Regions from separate parts of the Homo sapiens genome. Here all the other regions are linked to region 4. A link is a contact called in ENCODE Hi-C or POLR2A ChIA-PET data. All regions are on one chromosome and are shown on one strand. Each heading gives the region's core, a stretch centred on a gene start or an enhancer-like site at or near the end of the contact. The rest is flanking DNA. Distances are from core to core; before and after follow the strand shown.

The links. Hi-C counts contacts between places; a loop is a spot of excess contacts on that map. ChIA-PET counts read pairs that join two places held with the same protein, here RNA polymerase II (POLR2A). Pooled maps may share reads with other maps.
Region 1: a loop to region 4 is called in a map of naive thymus-derived CD4-positive, alpha-beta T cell, with 10 times the contacts of the local background. The contact joins the promoter of IFIT1 here to the promoter of KLLN in region 4. A Hi-C loop is called at or near these places in 1 of 168 maps with a recorded cell type or tissue (naive thymus-derived CD4-positive, alpha-beta T cell) and 6 of 50 pooled maps. POLR2A ChIA-PET finds 5 or more read pairs at or near these places in 1 of 52 experiments (activated B cell).
Region 2: a map of B cell shows a loop between it and region 4 (10-fold over the local background). The contact joins the promoter of LIPA here to the promoter of KLLN in region 4. A Hi-C loop is called at or near these places in 2 of 168 maps with a recorded cell type or tissue (B cell and naive thymus-derived CD4-positive, alpha-beta T cell) and 8 of 50 pooled maps. POLR2A ChIA-PET finds 5 or more read pairs at or near these places in 1 of 52 experiments (CD4-positive, alpha-beta T cell).
Region 3: a map of CD8-positive, alpha-beta T cell shows a loop between it and region 4 (4-fold over the local background). The contact joins the promoter of FAS here to the promoter of KLLN in region 4. A Hi-C loop is called at or near these places in 5 of 168 maps with a recorded cell type or tissue (CD4-positive, alpha-beta memory T cell, CD8-positive, alpha-beta T cell, OCI-LY7 and 1 more), 5 of 37 single-sample maps with no recorded cell type and 19 of 50 pooled maps. POLR2A ChIA-PET finds 5 or more read pairs at or near these places in 6 of 52 experiments (CD4-positive, alpha-beta T cell, CD4-positive, alpha-beta memory T cell, MCF 10A and 3 more).
Region 5: a map of naive thymus-derived CD4-positive, alpha-beta T cell shows a loop between it and region 4 (4-fold over the local background). The contact joins the promoter of IFIT2 here to the promoter of KLLN in region 4. A Hi-C loop is called at or near these places in 1 of 168 maps with a recorded cell type or tissue (naive thymus-derived CD4-positive, alpha-beta T cell) and 3 of 50 pooled maps. POLR2A ChIA-PET finds 5 or more read pairs at or near these places in 2 of 52 experiments (CD4-positive, alpha-beta T cell and CD4-positive, alpha-beta memory T cell).
Region 6: a pooled map shows a loop between it and region 4 (4-fold over the local background). The contact joins the promoter of CH25H here to the promoter of KLLN in region 4. A Hi-C loop is called at or near these places in 6 of 50 pooled maps.

What each region holds. Positions count from the first base shown.
Region 1 is chr10:89,390,854-89,393,933 of GRCh38, forward strand. It overlaps IFIT1 (interferon induced protein with tetratricopeptide repeats 1), which reads left to right and starts at 1,770. Exons shown (of 2, transcript NM_001548.5): 1 at 1,770-1,864. The coding sequence starts at 1,860. It also overlaps a transcript of LIPA not described here. RefSeq lists a silencer at 605-766 and enhancers at 1,319-1,368, 1,599-1,648, 2,450-2,499.
Region 2 is chr10:89,250,079-89,253,117 of GRCh38, forward strand. It overlaps LIPA (lipase A, lysosomal acid type), which reads right to left and starts at 1,697. Exons shown (of 10, transcript NM_000235.4): 1 at 1,659-1,697. RefSeq lists an enhancer at 1,724-1,783.
Region 3 is chr10:88,989,208-88,992,341 of GRCh38, forward strand. It overlaps FAS (Fas cell surface death receptor), which reads left to right and starts at 1,591. Exons shown (of 9, transcript NM_000043.6): 1 at 1,591-1,699. The coding sequence starts at 1,670. It overlaps FAS-AS1 (FAS antisense RNA 1), which reads right to left. Exons shown (of 1, transcript NR_028371.1): 1 at 2,215-3,134. It also overlaps a transcript of ACTA2 not described here. RefSeq lists a silencer at 287-336 and enhancers at 744-1,255, 1,256-1,766, 1,907-2,316, 2,447-2,526.
Region 4 is chr10:87,862,262-87,865,235 of GRCh38, forward strand. KLLN (killin, p53 regulated DNA replication inhibitor) reads right to left here and starts at 1,272. Exons shown (of 1, transcript NM_001126049.2): 1 at 1-1,272. The coding sequence starts at 226. MLDHR (mitochondrial lactate dehydrogenase regulator) reads left to right here and starts at 1,298. Exons shown (of 1, transcript NM_001433720.1): 1 at 1,298-1,393. The coding sequence starts at 1,298. The coding sequence ends at 1,393. PTEN (phosphatase and tensin homolog) reads left to right here and starts at 1,364. Exons shown (of 9, transcript NM_000314.8): 1 at 1,364-2,287. The coding sequence starts at 2,209. RefSeq lists enhancers at 1-88, 339-518 and silencers at 1,119-1,428, 1,519-1,658.
Region 5 is chr10:89,300,769-89,303,576 of GRCh38, forward strand. It overlaps IFIT2 (interferon induced protein with tetratricopeptide repeats 2), which reads left to right and starts at 1,278. Exons shown (of 2, transcript NM_001547.5): 1 at 1,278-1,360. The coding sequence starts at 1,356. LOC105378419 (a long non-coding RNA gene) reads right to left here and starts at 1,135. Exons shown (of 3, transcript NR_188200.1): 1 at 518-1,135. It also overlaps a transcript of LIPA not described here. RefSeq lists an enhancer at 986-1,305.
Region 6 is chr10:89,205,788-89,208,965 of GRCh38, forward strand. It overlaps CH25H (cholesterol 25-hydroxylase), which reads right to left and starts at 1,530. Exons shown (of 1, transcript NM_003956.4): 1 at 1-1,530. The coding sequence starts at 1,505. The coding sequence ends at 687. RefSeq lists an enhancer at 1,302-1,371.

The DNA of each region.
Region 1 (3,080 bases), core at 520-3,019, 1.5 Mb after region 4:
AAGAATTCCAAAGACATCTTGCTCCCCAAAAGATGTTTTCTAATTCATCTGTTTCAGCATTTGCTTATGGCCTGATCATGTATCTGAGTGCAAGACAAAACCTGTCCTATTAATTCAGAAATTCTTATTTGTGTAGAACTTTCTAACTAGTTGTTGAACTCTCTGTGGAAGCTTACAGAATTGGTGAGAGCTGACATGGGAGATGAGTCTGGCAGGGAGTTGAGCAGAAACTGTTTAGATCTGGCAGTGTGCCCAGTTAAGTGTTTCCAAAAGGAAAATACTCTTGCACCTGCTCCTCTTCTGCTTCTTATGTTAAAAGACAAAGTAGGTAGGTTTTTTTAAAGGAAACATTGTTTTTATATATTGTTATGATTATTTGAGACAGGGGCTCACTCTGTTGCCCAGGCTGGAGTGCAGTGGTGTGACCATGGCTCACTGCAGCCTCTACCTCCTGGGCTCAAGTGAGCCTCCCACCTCAGCCTCCTGAGTAGCTGAGACCACAGACACACACCACCACACCCAGCTTTTTTTTTCAGTTTTTTTGTAGAGTTGGGGTCTCCCTATGTTGTCCAGGCTGGTCTACAATTCCTGGGCTCAAGTGATCCTCCCGCCTTGCCTTCCAAAATACTGGGACTTACAGGCCTGAGCCAATGCACCCGGACAACAATTTTTTATTTTTTATTTATTTATTTTTTTAGACGGAGTCTCGCTCTGTCACCAGACTGGAGTACAGTGGTGTGATCTCGGCTCACTGCAACCTCTGCCTCCCAGGTTCAAGCAATTCCCCTGCCTCAGCCTCTCGAGTAGGTGGGACTACAGGTGCACACCACCACACCCAGCTAATTTTTTGTATTTTAGTAGAGAGGGGGTTTCACCATGTTGGCCACGATGGTCTCCATCTCCTGACCTTGTCATCCGCCCACCTTGGCCTCCCAAAGTGCTGGGACTACAGGCATGAGCCACCGCACCCAGCCAAGAATCATTATTTTTAACTTGATGACTGAAAATAATAATAATAATAGTTACCACTTATTTGCATGCTTCTATGTGCCAGGTAGTTGCTAACTATTTAAACTCAAATTCCATGAACTGTAGTGGAGGTTGTACTGGAATTTGATTCAGAATGACAGTGTCCATGATGGAGCAATAGAGGGCTCTCTATTTCAAACCATACCTCCTTGCTTTTACCTCCTGCCTAAGTCATCAGGGGTTAGAAGGCTTTCTAGGTATTGGTCTCTTTCCTTCATTCCTAAACCAGATTGGTTGCTTATTTCCGTCAAGCTGAAACCAAAAGTAAGCAACCAAAAAGCAACCAGCAACCAAAAGCCTTGTTACTCAATTAATTAAGAGTAGATTTTTATATTTGATAGTAGGTTCCTTCTAAATATAGAAACTGAAAATAGAGCTATCTCCTTCAATTCTCCTTTTTCTGTGTATTCATCCAGAATCCAGCCACCAACTGCCACAATAGGCAGCAATGGACTGATGTTCTTTAGGGAGGACGTGAATCTCGTTCCAAATGCTGGCCAGTCATTGGGTTTCTGCAGCACTAGAAACATCTATGGTTGCAGGTCTGCAGTTTATCTGTTTTAAAATAGAAACAAAGTTTCATTCCCCACCCCCCCCCGTCAGCAGGAATTCCGCTAGCTTTAGTTTCACTTTCCCCTTTCGGTTTCCCTAGGTTTCCAACTTGCAAGGACACACCCACAGCTTACACCATTGGCTGCTGTTTAGCTCCCTTATATAACACTGTCTTGGGGTTTAAACGTAACTGAAAATCCACAAGACAGAATAGCCAGATCTCAGAGGAGCCTGGCTAAGCAAAACCCTGCAGAACGGCTGCCTAATTTACAGCAACCATGAGGTAAGGATTTCTTTGCTCCTCTGCCATAATGTCTAAAGTTTTTGAAAAAATGGTAATTAAATACTATTTCAACAGGTTAGATCTCAGTGAGGTCAGGTTTTCTAATTCCTCGATTTGAGTATCTGCTTATGGACTGAATGTGTGCATGCATGTGTGTGCACGTTCACACATACATAAATTGTTTAATGCATTTTTATGTTTGTTAGCATGAACTTGAGGAAGCTTACCTCATGCTATAGCCCAAAGAAGGGGAGGGAAATGGGAAAAGAGTTTTGCAGGAAGGGAGAAAATGATCCCAATCTGAGAGATTCTTTCCCATCAGATTCACTTCTGTCTGATATGGGGAAGGAATGGACAGCTTGTCTGAGTAGAGGCATTGCTTTCTGCAGGTTCTTTACCACAGAGAAAAAGCAGGACCCACAAGAATGTGAAAGCCTCAGTCTTGCAGCCTCTCTGATGTCTTGTGGGTAATACAGTGGAGATGTGGTAGGAAAAGCTCACAGCCTTCCTCCATAGGCTTCTGGTCTCACTTTCTGCACTGCTGGCCTCTTACAACAGGTTTTCGCAATCAGGCTGAGCTTAAGATAAACAGATTGCCTCCTCCCTGGAAAATCTAGGCTCTTGGTACGTCCTTGACTGAAGATGATCCACATCTGCTTGGGAAGATCCGTATCTTCCTTACCTAAAGGGCCTAATGTGGGAATTTCTCAGCTGATTTAAAAACCATTACTTAGGCCGGGCAAGGGGGCTCATGCTTGTAATCCCAGCACTTTGGGAGGCCAAGGTGAGCAGATCGCCTGAGGTCAGGAGTTGGAGCCCATCCTGGCCAACATGGTGAAACCCCATCTCTACTAAAAATACAAAAATTTGGGCATGGTGGCACATGCCTGTAGTCCCAGCTACTTGGGAGGCTGAGGCAGGAGAATCACTTGAACCTGGGAGGCGTAAGTTGCAGTGAGCTGAGATTGTACCACTGCACTCCAGCCTGGGCAACAGAGCGAGACTCCGTCTCAAAAACAAACAAACAAACAAAAAATCCATTACTTAATACTGATTTGTAAATTTTCCCCTCAGTGCTCCAGTTGGCAAAATTTTGAAGAGGTAAAAATTCCAGAAAATGCACATTACAGGCCTATGATGAACCCTCCTCTGTAAACAGATGGAGTTGGTACTGATAATTAAAATAATAATAATATTAAATGTTATAAAGGTAGTT
Region 2 (3,039 bases), core at 447-2,946, 1.4 Mb after region 4:
TTCTTTTTCTTTTTCTTTTCTTTTCTTTCTTTTTTTTTTTTGAGACAGTCTTGCTCTGTCCCCCAGGCTGGAGTACAGTGGCGAGATCTTGGCTCACTGCAAGCTCCACCTCCTGGGTTCAGGCCATTCTCCCGCCTCAGCCTCCCAAGTAGCTGGGACTACAGGCGCCCACCACCACGCCTGGCTAATTTTGTTTTTGTATTTTTAGTAGAAACAGGGTTTCACCGTGTTAGCCAGGATGGTCTCGATCTCCTGACCTCGTGATCCGCCGGCCTCGGCCTCCAAAAGTGCTAGGATTACAGGCGTGAGCCACCGCGCCCGACCGTGAACTCTGAACAGGAGCAAACGTTATCCCCTTCAGTGTGCATTGGCAAAGCAAGGCCACTGCTTCTACTTACAACTTTGTACTTCTTCATGATAGGAAGGATTGTACAGCCCCAGGCTATTTTTTATCATAAATGCAACCTCCCAAAAGTCCATTATTACTAGAGAATAAGGAGTAAATTGAAAGGGAAAAAATTAAAGGAATTACCACAATTGAAAACAGAATAGCATCTGCAGGAGCTGCTTTCATTCAGCGGTTTTCCTACAGAACCTGTATCAACCGCCCAGAGGAAGGTCCATGAGAGTAACAGCTAAAGCTACTCAGCTGAAAATCTCACCCAGTTAAGTTTTCCTTCCAACACAACACTACATACTTAGTATGTTTTTCTCAACATACTAAGCCAAGCAATTCTTACTAAGAAGGAGATACTCTGAAAATCTCGAAGGAGGGGGGAAAAAAAACCTTCCAGGCTGAATTAAGTGTGCTTTTCTGGGCTGTATTAACACCTTTATCTCAGTTATTTAGACTTTGTAACAATCTGACTCAGCTTTGTACCCCCAGGACCAAGCAAAGTGCCACGTATATATTAGATGCATAGTACAGATTCTGAAAAAAGATAAGAGCAGTCCAACAGTTCAGTGGCAGAAGAAAAGGCCCCAACGCAGCATGCTATTTAACTTTCTAATAACAACAATTATTACGACTCCCATTTAAGCTCTTGCGAGGCGCCAGCCACCGCAGGCAGCGCTTCTGATCTACTGTCAATTACTCCTCCACCGACCCTATGGCAGTACCATTAATTCCATTTTTCAGGAATCTGAGGTTCACCCAGCTGAAGTACTGGAAGCAAAGTGTCAGCTGTTTAAAAAGCAGTATCGCTGGGACTTTAACCAGGATTGATGCCCAAGTCTGCTTTCGACCACGCCGTTGGCTAACAAGAGAGGTAGGATGGGATGCCTGGAGGAGCTAAGGGGAGAGCACGAGGATGCAGAGAGAGGAATCAGACATCCCTGCTGTCCTCGCGGTCCAGGAGCACTGGGCAGCTTCACTGACCGGAGACCGCGCCTGTCCAGGAAAGTGGACAGCGCCCAGGGAAGAGAGTGGGCTTCTCTCTGAAGTTGCTCTCTGAAGTTGCCCTGGTTGATTGGCAGATGCCTTGAGCCAACGCCCGCAGAAAAAGCACCCGCAGGCACCCCAGGCAAGACTCGCTGGGTCCAAACGCAGAGGGTCTTGCCGGCCGGCAGAGCCTCGGGGCGCGACCCTCCCCTTGCTGAAGGCACCAGCTTCCACGCCGCACCCGCACCTGGCAGCGCCGCGGCGCCGGCACTCTCACCTGGAGCTGTCCTGCCGGGCCGCTGTCTCGAGTCGCAGTGCCAGCTCTCAGGGGCCGGGGTGCGGATAGGGGACCTGCAGGGGGCCTGGTCTGCCTTGTCGGGAGGGCGGATGCCCACCACCCTCGGACTATTTGTTCAGCCAATCAGAGCAGCCAGCCACCGGGAAGTGCCTCGGAGACTCCGCCCCAGACCAGCGCTGCCGCTTGCCAGCCCCCCAGTTGACCCCATAGAGCATGCGCCGTAGGCGTTTCTAAGAGATGGAGCCCGTCCTCCGCCTCGCAGGCTGGCAGGTCCACAGCTCTACCAGCGCGTCGCCTACGCATGCTCTCTTAGCAAAGGCTGTTTTAGGCGGCCTTCTGCTCCGCCCCCGAAGCTCCTGCAGGGCTGGCACCTTCTGCGCCTGACAGAGAGCATGTGGGCTCTATAAATGAAAGTGAATCATGGGCTCCATTTAAAGCGCTTATCATTGTGCCTGATGCAAAGCAATCTTGCTGCTTTAAATTTTTTATTATTATTAAAGATTTGTTAAAAGAGGAAACAATATTCAATATGTACATATTATTTATTAATCATTTTCTAAAACAAAGATTTTATTGAGCACCTACTAAATGCCAGGCATTAGTAAGACAGTGGAGGTATAGAAACCAACCAAACAAGGTTCCTGTTCTCTTGTATATATTCTGATGGGAAGAGACACATCATGAATAACTATATAATACATGAGGTGGTGATAAGTGCTATAAATAACAACAAAAACAAACAAACAACAACAACAACAAACAACAAGGGGCTGGGCACAGTGGCTCACGCCTGTAATCCCAGCAGTTTGGGAAGCTGAGGAGGGCGGATCACCTGAGGACAGGAGTTCAGGACCAGCCTGGCCAACTTGGTGAAACCCCATCTCTACTAAAAATACAAAATTAGCGGGTGTGGTGGTGTGTGCCTCTAATCCCAGCTCCTTGGGAGGCTGAGGCAGGAAAATGGCTTGAACCAGGTAGGTGGAGGTTGCAGTGAGCGGAGATCATGCCACTGCACTCCAGCATGGACAACAGAGTGAGACTCCATCCCCCAAAAAAAAAAAAAAACAGGGATAAGGAGGATGATATGTATATGGTAATCAGGAAAGGACTCTTATGAAGTGACACCTGAGCACAGGCAAGGAGGTAGTTAACAGCCTTAGATACTGGAGAAAGCACATTCTGGGTGAAAATAGCAGGTACAAAGGCCCTGTGGTAGGAATATTCCTGGTGGGTCCTAGCCAGAGTGGTGAGGTCTTTGAGGCTAAAACAGAATGTACATAGTAGAAAGTAATAGAACATGAAGTCCTAGAAGTCTGGTGCCTTGGGAGCCACTTGTCAAGATCTTACCGTGTCTTCTGAG
Region 3 (3,134 bases), core at 341-2,840, 1.1 Mb after region 4:
GCTTATAATTCACACTCAAGAGATACTGATTTTGTCAATTGTCCTTTCCCCTTTTTTTCTCTCTTCCCTCCTTCCATTCCTTCTTCCCTTACCTCTCCTTTCCTTCCCTCACACCCCTTTTCCTTCCTTCTTTTTACATTTTTTTATTTAAATGAACTTTTCATTTTGGAATAGTTTTAGGATTTCAAAAAATTTGCAGAGATAATACAGAGAATGCCCATATACCATCCTCCTTATCCCACTTCTTTTTGTGTCTATTAGATGCTCAGAGTGTGTGCACAAGGCTGGCACGCCCAGGGTCTTCCTCATGGCACTAACAGTCTACTGAAAGGTGGAACAGAGACAAGCCTATCAACACCTACAAGACTGGTGGTAAGTGCAGTGACAGATGCAAAACACAGGGTGATGGAAAGCCCTCAGGAGGGTAACCTAACCTAGATTTGAGGGCCCAAACAGGCTCCAGAAGAAAATGTCAACTGAGAGGAAGCCTGAAGGATGAACAGTGGGCTAAGCAAAGGGTTATTAATGTGTTATTAATGGGTTGAATCTAATTGGGAAGGGAGAGAGGTTGCAGAGTGAGGTGCAGAGCTTGGTGGACGATGCCAAAGGAATACTGAAACCTTTAGTGTGTCCAGTCTGGAACTGCATCCAAATTCAGGTTCAGTAATGATGTCATTATCCAAACATACCTTCTGTAAAATTCATGCTAAACTACCTAAGAGCTATCTACCGTTCCAAAGCAATAGTGACTTTGAACAGTGTTCACCAGAGCACGAAAGAATTACAAGATTTTTTTTTAAAGAAAATTGGCCAGGAAATAATGAGTAACGAAGGACAGGAAGTAATTGTGAATGTTTAATATAGCTGGGGCTATGCGATTTGGCTTAAGTTGTTAGCTTTGTTTTCCTCTTGAGAAATAAAAACTAAGGGGCCCTCCCTTTTCAGAGCCCTATGGCGCAACATCTGTACTTTTTCATATGGTTAACTGTCCATTCCAGAAACGTCTGTGAGCCTCTCATGTTGCAGCCACAACATGGACAGCCCAGTCAAATGCCCCGCAAGTCTTTCTCTGAGTGACTCCAGCAATTAGCCAAGGCTCCTGTACCCAGGCAGGACCTCTGCGCTCTGAGCTCCATTCTCCTTCAAGACCTCCCCAACTTCCCAGGTTGAACTACAGCAGAAGCCTTTAGAAAGGGCAGGAGGCCGGCTCTCGAGGTCCTCACCTGAAGTGAGCATGCCAGCCACTGCAGGAACGCCCCGGGACAGGAATGCCCATTTGTGCAACGAACCCTGACTCCTTCCTCACCCTGACTTCTCCCCCTCCCTACCCGCGCGCAGGCCAAGTTGCTGAATCAATGGAGCCCTCCCCAACCCGGGCGTTCCCCAGCGAGGCTTCCTTCCCATCCTCCTGACCACCGGGGCTTTTCGTGAGCTCGTCTCTGATCTCGCGCAAGAGTGACACACAGGTGTTCAAAGACGCTTCTGGGGAGTGAGGGAAGCGGTTTACGAGTGACTTGGCTGGAGCCTCAGGGGCGGGCACTGGCACGGAACACACCCTGAGGCCAGCCCTGGCTGCCCAGGCGGAGCTGCCTCTTCTCCCGCGGGTTGGTGGACCCGCTCAGTACGGAGTTGGGGAAGCTCTTTCACTTCGGAGGATTGCTCAACAACCATGCTGGGCATCTGGACCCTCCTACCTCTGGTGAGCCCTCTCCTGCCCGGGTGGAGGCTTACCCCGTCTTAGTCCCGGGGATAGGCAAAGTGGGGCGGGCGCGGGACGCGTGCGGGATTGCGGCGGCAGCGGCGCACGCGGGCACCTGGGAGCGGCGGGCTGCTGCGGGAGGCGTTGGAGACTGGCTCCCGGGGGCTGTTAGGACCTTCCCTCAGGCCCGGGTGCTCAGAACGCTGGAGGACTTGCTTTTCTTGGGCCTTGATGCGAAGTGCTGACCCCGCTGGGCAGGCGGGGCAGCTCCGGCGCTCCTCGGAGACCACTGCGCTCCACGTTGAGGTGGGCGTGGGGTGCGGACAGGAATTGAAGCGGAAGTCTGGGAAGCTTTAGGGTCGCTGGAGGGGGACCCCGGTTGGAGAGAGGAGCGGAACTCCTGGACAAGCCCTGACAAGCCAAGCCAAAGGTCCGCTCCGGCGCGGGTGGGTGAGTGCGCGCCGCCCCGCGGGGGCGGGGAGAGAGCCTGCAGCCTTCAGAACAGATATTGCTCATTTTCTGGCAGTTCTCAGACGTAGGAAATAAGTCAGCACCGAAGCAGTGGTTAAGCCGGAGGGCTCGGAAGAACGGCACCTTTTCTTTCTCGAAAAAGTTATATGGGGGCTGAATGAGCTTCTGGAGGCTTGTTTACCGTTTTTTATTGTCACACAGAAAAAGAAACTGCCTTGTCTCCCTTCCGGGAATTCTCTCTTTAAGACTGTAAGTCGCTGCCTGAGTGGTTTCATTTTGTTTTGTTTTTCTGCCCTTCTCTTTCTTCTTTTGCCCTTTCTTAGCTTGCACTCCCATGGTGATTTCTGCTTGGTCTCCTGCTGGGGTTGGTGGTACTCGTTCCCACCGCACAGAACCCGGCGCCTATTATTGGCCAAGAAACTTGAGCAGCCTGTTTTGAAAAGTCCCTCGCTCAGAAATGCCAGCTTGCAGATGGCTAATCAAAGAGACGTGGATCCAGGAGGCTCATTTGAGTACCGGAGCCTCTGAGAGTCCATGGATTTTTATTTTATTGGGCCCCAACAAAGTGCCAGGCATAGCGAGAGAAGTGTTTACAAATGTGATCTCCGCGGATTCTCACGAGAGCCATGTAGTGGGGAAGATAACCACATCCCCATTTTACAGATGGCGAAATGAGGTTCAGAGAGCTTCAGTAATTCAGCCAAGATCACACAGCTAGTAAATGGGAGATATGGGATTGAACTCAGATCTAATTCCAAAACTCAGGCTGTTCGCTGATTGCATCTGATATCCAGATTACACCAAGAGGCTGAGATGTCTGGGTCCATTTTATGATTAGAAAAAAAAATCCTGTTCCTTTCAGAAATAGTGTGCACTATTTGGGATTCTTTAGAAACTTCCTTGGAGAAAATTAATGATTCAAGATTGAGAAAACATTTATACAACCTCAGGCCACACTCTTCTC
Region 4 (2,974 bases), core at 22-2,521:
ATTTGGAAAGTTCCCCAACTAGGGACACACGTGACCTCCTTCGGAAAGTAGTTCCGACTGTGGCCCGTGTATCCTTCCACCTCCTTTTGAACCCTCCTAGGTCTCCTCGCCCCGCCCACTCGCTGGGCTGCAGCTTCCTACCGTTCCGTACTTTCCACTCAACCCGGTAACCCCAAACGTGCACGGTCCGGCCGGGGCGCGCGGAGCCTGGCCCCGGGCGATCCATCCTGCCGGGTTTTCACGGCGGCCAAGGGGGGGCGGGGCTAGGTGGTCTCTGAGAACCGAGCTTGACTCCGACGCCGCGAACCGACCTGGAGCCCGAGGGGAAAGATGCTCGACTCTCTTGGGGGCACCGGAGCGGGCGCAGGAGAGGCCTGCGGGGTGCGTCCCACTCACAGGGATCCTCTTTCAGTTCATTTAGATAGGTGCCCTTTGGGCCCTTGAAATTCAACGGCTATGTGTTCACGTTCAGCACGCTCGGCTGAGAGCTTTCATTTTTAGGGCAAACGAGCCGAGTTACCGGGGAAGCGAGAGGTGGGGCGCTGCAAGGGAGCCGGATGAGGTGATACACGCTGGCGACACAATAGCAGGTTGCTCTTTGTGCTAAGACTGACACCATGAGGACACAGATTTGGGGGAAGGGGGAATCTCTAGGCAAAGGCTGTTACAGTCAAATCTCTGCGAACGATTGTGATCCGACAGCGGTGCAAAAGGAAAGAGCGAATGCAGTCCACGCCGCGGAAATCTAGGGGTAGAGGCAAGGGGGGAGGGTATTCCCCTTGCAGGGACCGTCCCTGCATTTCCCTCTACACTGAGCAGCGTGGTCACCTGGTCCTTTTCACCTGTGCACAGGTAACCTCAGACTCGAGTCAGTGACACTGCTCAACGCACCCATCTCAGCTTTCATCATCAGTCCTCCACCCCCGCCCCACAACAGCCTACCCTGCCTCCGGCTGGGTTTCTGGGCAGAGGCCGAGGCTTAGCTCGTTATCCTCGCCTCGCGTTGCTGCAAAAGCCGCAGCAAGTGCAGCTGCAGGCTGGCGGCTGGGAACCGGCCCGAGCAAGCCCCAGGCAGCTACACTGGGCATGCTCAGTAGAGCCTGCGGCTTGGGGACTCTGCGCTCGCACCCAGAGCTACCGCTCTGCCCCCTCCTACCGCCCCCTGCCCTGCCCTGCCCTCCCCTCGCCCGGCGCGGTCCCGTCCGCCTCTCGCTCGCCTCCCGCCTCCCCTCGGTCTTCCGAGGCGCCCGGGCTCCCGGCGCGGCGGCGGAGGGGGCGGGCAGGCCGGCGGGCGGTGATGTGGCGGGACTCTTTATGCGCTGCGGCAGGATACGCGCTCGGCGCTGGGACGCGACTGCGCTCAGTTCTCTCCTCTCGGAAGCTGCAGCCATGATGGAAGTTTGAGAGTTGAGCCGCTGTGAGGCGAGGCCGGGCTCAGGCGAGGGAGATGAGAGACGGCGGCGGCCGCGGCCCGGAGCCCCTCTCAGCGCCTGTGAGCAGCCGCGGGGGCAGCGCCCTCGGGGAGCCGGCCGGCCTGCGGCGGCGGCAGCGGCGGCGTTTCTCGCCTCCTCTTCGTCTTTTCTAACCGTGCAGCCTCTTCCTCGGCTTCTCCTGAAAGGGAAGGTGGAAGCCGTGGGCTCGGGCGGGAGCCGGCTGAGGCGCGGCGGCGGCGGCGGCACCTCCCGCTCCTGGAGCGGGGGGGAGAAGCGGCGGCGGCGGCGGCCGCGGCGGCTGCAGCTCCAGGGAGGGGGTCTGAGTCGCCTGTCACCATTTCCAGGGCTGGGAACGCCGGAGAGTTGGTCTCTCCCCTTCTACTGCCTCCAACACGGCGGCGGCGGCGGCTGGCACATCCAGGGACCCGGGCCGGTTTTAAACCTCCCGTGCGCCGCCGCCGCACCCCCCGTGGCCCGGGCTCCGGAGGCCGCCGGCGGAGGCAGCCGTTCGGAGGATTATTCGTCTTCTCCCCATTCCGCTGCCGCCGCTGCCAGGCCTCTGGCTGCTGAGGAGAAGCAGGCCCAGTCGCTGCAACCATCCAGCAGCCGCCGCAGCAGCCATTACCCGGCTGCGGTCCAGAGCCAAGCGGCGGCAGAGCGAGGGGCATCAGCTACCGCCAAGTCCAGAGCCATTTCCATCCTGCAGAAGAAGCCCCGCCACCAGCAGCTTCTGCCATCTCTCTCCTCCTTTTTCTTCAGCCACAGGCTCCCAGACATGACAGCCATCATCAAAGAGATCGTTAGCAGAAACAAAAGGAGATATCAAGAGGATGGATTCGACTTAGACTTGACCTGTATCCATTTCTGCGGCTGCTCCTCTTTACCTTTCTGTCACTCTCTTAGAACGTGGGAGTAGACGGATGCGAAAATGTCCGTAGTTTGGGTGACTATAACATTTAACCCTGGTCAGGTTGCTAGGTCATATATTTTGTGTTTCCTTTCTGTGTATTCAACCTAGGGTGTGTTTGGCTAGACGGAACTCTTGCCTGGTTGCAAGTGTCAAGCCACCGATTGCTTTCTTAGGCTATCTATATGGTCTCTTCCTGAGGGCTATTGTCCGTTAATACAGAATACAGTACACTGTTAGTGGATTAGCGAGCTCGGTAATCCGGTCTCCTAAATGAACAAAAAAGTAGACGCTTTTTGAGGTTGAGCATATTTCGATTAAATCTTGGCTTAGGCCCTAGATCAAGGGTTTAGATCAGAATAAAATGAAAATTAGTGTTGCACGTACGCATATTGCATCAGAATCTTGCAGTGATTGTTTTAGTTTCCTGAGTTGCATTGATAGATTCTTTTAAAATATGACTGATTTGCATAACTTTAGAAGCAGAATCATTTTCAGTATATATGGTGCACATTGAGGGCAAAAAGTAGTTTTGTTAATGTTTAAACTTAAGTTACCTACAACTTTGAACTGTATGTAGAAGTTTTGTAGTTTGAAGTCAATAGTGCCATAATATACCTTATAAGGCGTTCTT
Region 5 (2,808 bases), core at 28-2,527, 1.4 Mb after region 4:
CTGAGATCAGGAGTTCGAGACCAGCCTGGCCAACATGGTGGAACCCCATCTCTACTAAAAATACAAAAATTAGCCGGGCGTGGTGGTGCGTGCCTGTAATCCCAGCTACTCGAGAGGCTGAGGCGAATCACTTGAACCAGGGAGGTGGAGGTTGCAGTAAGCCAGGATCTTTCCACTGCACTCCAGCCTGAAAAAAAGAGTTTCCCCTCTGATCACTTTGGTTAACGATTTTAGTTAATAATTATAATAGAAACTAGCATTTACTTATTACTGCCAGGCATTATTCTAAGGACATTTCACGTATTCTCTCATTTCATCCTCCCAACACCACAATAAACCAGTAGTTGTATTATTCCCAATTTACAAAACCGAAGCAGAGACATTCAATAATTTTCCCCAGAGTTTCATAGCATAAAGGTGGAAGCTGATTTCAAATCCAGATAGACAGACATCACTGCCCATGCTTCTAATCATGTATTCATTTAGTCAACAACTACTTTTGGAATGCTTGCCATACCATGCAATGTGCAGGTTGTTTTGCAGGGACTGGAGATTCAGCAATGATTCAGACTAAAATCCCCTGCCCTGTCGAGGCTAAATAACTGCTCCTTACAGTGGCCTGTGGATCATATTGGTATAAGGCAGAGCAAAGATGGGTTAATATGGTAATCACAAGGCAGGGAGCTTTGTAAATGTGTCCTCCTAGGAGTTGTGCTCCCTTGATGCCATCAGTACATTCCACAAAGAGGAAGTTCTTCTAACTCACTACGCAGCTGGGCTTGGCTCTTACTCAAGAGCATTTTGGGGTGAAAATATCTAAGTTTACCAGCCCTTGTGCAAATCTGAGATGAAGGACTACATTAAAAGTAAAATTCACCTTAGCAGGAAGTGGGGTTTGCTATTCTGTGTATATCTTTAACAGTATCTGCTGAAAAGAACCCTTTTGTTAAATAATTGTATTACAAGTCCCCAACTTAATCTTTTCGAATATGAAATAAGAGAGGGACAGTGCACAAGAGCAATGTCCCCAGACCCATCTTTAAGTGAAGCACCAGGCCGATGAAACATCCCTCTCTGCTGCCTTCTTTCTCTGATCACAACTCAGCTCCGGAGGAAAAAGAGTCCTCTAAAGTATAATAAAAAGAAAAAAAGAAAAAGAGTCCTGCCAATTTCACTTTCTAGTTTCACTTTCCCTTTTGTAACGTCAGCTGAAGGGAAACAAACAAAAAGGAACCAGAGGCCACTTGTATATATAGGTCTCTTCAGCATTTATTGGTGGCAGAAGAGGAAGATTTCTGAAGAGTGCAGCTGCCTGAACCGAGCCCTGCCGAACAGCTGAGAATTGCACTGCAACCATGAGGTAAATATTTTCCCTTCGTATTCGGTAGTGCTGTTGAGTCATCTTGTCCAATGCAAATCCTGAGAAGCTATGTTCCCAAAGAGGGCCAGCTCCATTTTAGTGTTTGTTTATAGCCTTACTATGCCTCTACCTCTGTTGGTTGTAAATCTGTCTTACCAATGGTGGTTTGTTCCCTCCTGAACAATTTTCTGCTTCACACTGGCAAGCTTCCTAAATTCATCTCCAGAACTGCACGCCTGGGGAGTTGAGTTGCAATCAGAGAAAGAAGGCAGCAGAGAGGGATGATGTTTCATCGGCCTGGTGCTTCACTTAAAGATGGGTCTGGGGGCATTGCTCTTGTGCACTGACCCTGTCTTATTTCATATTTGAAAGGATTAAGTTGGGGACTTGTAATACAATTATTTAACAAAAGGGTTCTTTTCAGCAGATACTGTTAAAGATATACACAGAATAGCAAACCCCACTTCCTGCAAAGGTGAATTTTACTTTTAATGTAGTTCTTCATCTCAGATTTGCACAAGGGCTGGTAAACTTAAATATTTTCACCCCAAAATGCCTCCTGAGTATGAATTAGAGATGGAGTGCTTGGAGAAAATAGTTCTGTTCTCACCTCTAACATTCCCTTCTATCCCCAAAACATGAGACTGCCCTGGAGAGGAAGTGTTAGCTCATTGAATAGGAAGGGAAATATTTTCTCCAGTTTGAAGGTGGGGTGGCCGGACCTGGTTGCCTAACCCTCATCCTGGGAGCTCTGGAATCCCGTGTTACCAACCCCTGTGCTTACTTCCTATGAGACACCTTGCCCTCTGTCTGTGAGGTTCCTGATTTCTCTTCTTGAAACGATATTATTTCCTGCTAGTCTAAATGTTCTGCCTGATTTCAAAAAAAAAAAAAAAGATTTGAGATATTTACAGATTTCTTTTTTTTGTAGTCACCCAGAATCTATAGAACCCTTTTCTTATTTCTTAGAATTTTAGCATGGTCTTATCTTAGAATTTTTCCCATTACAATACAGACCCATCTGTCCTTTCTTTCCTTAATTCTTTATCTATTGTGACTTTCACTGGGCATTGCCCTTGTGCCCTAAGACAGTGGTTCTCAAAATTGAGCATGCATAAAAATTGCCTGGACAGCTTATTAAGGACAGAGTCCTAGGGTTGACTCCCCAGAGATTCTCATTAAGTGGGTCTGGGTTAGAGTCTGAGGATGTGTGTTTCTAAAAGGCTCCTCAGTGATTCTGAGACTGCGGTGGTAGCATTAGTTCTGAGCCTGGTTGATAATGTCACTGTGGCTTTCATCCAGATAAGAGGCAAAGGAAGAAATTGTTGTTGTTGTGTATACAACTGGAACTTCTATAGGAATCGGGAGAATAGGTCCTCACAAGCCAGAGCCCAGGAAGCAAGTGTCTGGCATCAGCTTCTCTAACTTACCAGTGGAAATAAAAACCC
Region 6 (3,178 bases), core at 280-2,779, 1.3 Mb after region 4:
TTTCTCTAACAACCCCCAACAGAACACCCTACACCCAGATTCCTCTCTTTCCATGGTGAGGCTGATGGAGGCTTAGAAGGACACTTGGTATGCCCGCTCCCTCTTCCCTTTTTTATCAGTCAAAATACCAGTGAAACGGAAGTCAATACTTATTTGATTCATGGTTTTTTTTCCTTTTTAAAGCACGAATAACATTTCTTTCAAAATAAATATACAGTTCTATAAAAAAATATAAGAAGGTACTATAATTCTTGGTCACTGTCCAGCAGAAACATGTTTGATTGCTTTTAGAGTCAGAAGTCAACACCATCCACAAAAATACATTCTTTTAGCCAGGTTTTAGAACACTTTGAAACATAGAAAATTCCTTATTCTACAAACAAGTCCTTTTAGAGATATTCTAAATATGCCAGTGATGAATGTCTAATTCATATGCAGGATTCAAGGCTATTGAGGTGAGCTAGACTAAGAATACCAAGAACACAAAATTGTATTGATACACAAACAGTATGTAAATTACTTTGTCAGATTACAAAAATGCATCAGATTTTATCTATGGTTTTCATAGATAAACATAAAGCAATAAGTTAGTTGCTTTAAAAAAATATATAGCTCAGGTGTTTCTCTTCATTCAAGTGTGAAAGGCACAGCAGTCCCGAGTCTTAGGGGCACCCACCGCAGCCACATCACCGCGCTGGGACAGATGCAGTCCGCAGCGTTCCCAGTATTTTGTCCCAGTGTGTAAAGTACGGAGCGAAGTTGCAGTTAAAGTGAGAGTGATGCAGGTCGTGGTGCACCACACCCCCGTACCACCCGAAGGGCACCAGTCTGTGAGTGGACCAAGGGAAGTTGTAGCCGGAGTGGTCCTCCACGGAAAGCCAGATGTTGACCACGTGGAAGGTCAGGGTGGTGAGCGGGTGGCACCCGAGCAGTGTGACGTTCATCATGTCGAAGAAGCCCAAAGAAAACAGTTCCCAGACGCTCATATACTGCGTTGCCAGCGCGAACGAGGACGAGTTCTGGTGGTGCACCTTGTGGAAGGTGCGGTACAGCCAGGGCACCTTGTGGTGCAGCAGGTGCCACACGAAGAACTCCATGTCGAAGAGTAGCAGGCAGAACAGGATGTGGTGCAGCAGCAGGAGCAGCTCGGGAGCTTCGTGGGGCAGGAGGGCCGGGCTGCGGGCCCAATGCAGCAGCGTCACGGGGAACACAAACATCACATGCTGGTAGAGGGTCTGCCCCAGGCAAGGTAGCAGCTGCTGCGCGGATGGCGAGAAGTCAGGGTGGATCTTGTAGCGCCGCAGGGCGGGCACCCAGGAGCACAGGATATCCAGGACCACGAAGGGCAGGCAAAAGCCCACGTATGTGGTGATGGAGAAGATGACCGGGAAGAAGGGCGACTGTAGGAGGGCCTCCCAGCTCCTCAGGTGGTCCCAGAGGGGCTGCAGGAACAGCTGCCCGGAGCTGCAAAGGACCTGGGGGTCGGAGCAGTTGTGGCAGCTCATTGCGAGGCTGTGCAAGGCAGCTGAGGCTGCTGCTCGAGTCCCATCGACTTTTCACAGGACTCACGGCCCCGCCCCGAGTGATGTCAGCTGCCTTTCCATCCCTTTCCCGGCGATGCGAAGCTTGAATAAGCTAGCAACCCGGCAGAGTGGCCCTTCATTGCTGTAAATGTGCTCATCTATAGCCGCATCTTACCGGCTTTTAGATATGCGTGTATGCAGTGGCACTTCGTACTTTTCATGTAAGTTCTGATTTTTCAGTTGACGTACAATTAACACGGGACACAATGTACAGATCTACCGTGTGGAGTTTCTATGAGTTTGGCAACTCAGTTCACGTGTGTCATCACGGGTCTCAAACTAGACCGTTTACATTGCCACCAGAAAGCGCTCCTTTGCAATCAATGCAGAATTGTTTGTGTTTTTTAATGCATACGTATAACTGCATCCATGTGCTTTCATAAAGACGCAAGCATAATCGCATTTTAAAAACTGTTTAAAGCTACATGCGGTCTGTAGCTCGGGTGTTTTCTGAGAACCCGGTTGCGGTCTATCCAGCGGCGATCGAGAAACGAGCCCTTTGCACAGGGAACCGCTGGTCCCCGAACGCCGGCGGTGACCGTCAGCTCAGGAAATCAGACGGGAAGGGTGGCCGGATGGGAACCTCCGCCAGCTCCAGCTTGTCCCCAGAGTTTTCCTGGCCGGCGGGCAGCAAGCTAGAGAGACCACGCACGCAGGCTCTCCGGGAGAGGCCGCAGCCCGGCCGCGTAGCTACCCTCGGCGGCGCGTCCCGGGGCGCCGGGCCCGCGATCGGAGCCGGAGGCACCGCACAGCGGAAAGAGGGCTCCGCGGCGGCCAGGCTCAGCTTTGCCGGGAAAATGCTGGATTTAACTCCCAGTCTGCGCCAATCTGGCTAAAAAGCCCGTTGTATCTCAATTTGGGGCGGGAACACTTAATTCAGCAAACCACCTGCGTTGTTCGTCAAGGGAAAGAGATGTGAGTTCCTGAAGCCTCCCGGGAGGCTATTGAAGGACCAGGTGATGTCGTCACTACCCTACCCTTCCCCTTGTTGGCTTTGCGGGGCCAACTTGCAGTCGCCCTCTGCCACCGGTCCTTGAATCCACTCCGGGCCCACGGAGCCCGGCTAGGGGGCTAGTCTCTATCCCCTGCGTTTCTCCGCCACCCATCTGGGGTCCTCGGGCCAGGGGCCACCGAGCACAAGGAGGTCGGTACTAGGAGAGCTCTTGAGAGACCCTGGGAACAGCACAAAAATCCTCGCGTTCAACCCGGGGTCTGACACATGACACGATACAAGGGCCCCTTAGGGGATAGACGTTTTAGACACCAGCTTTGAAGCCAGGGAGCACTCCTAATTCTTGCTTAGTGTCTTGTATCTATGTGGTTGTGTCCAGCCCTTTACTCCTTGAAGCTTGCATTTTCTTATCCCCCCGATTCCCCACAAAGGGAAATTGGAGTATTAAATGGAAAAATAATAAGTCTACCGTGTAAAGCCCACCTACTAGGTGCCACGCATTGGCTAAATGTTTTATCTGAATTGATTTTATCCAATCCTCAAAAAAGCTGGCTTCCTCACCCTGCCAAGAAGTAGGATTATTATTATTGCTGTGGGTTTACAGCAGTAAAATCATAGGTCCTAGCACACAGCAAACACACCA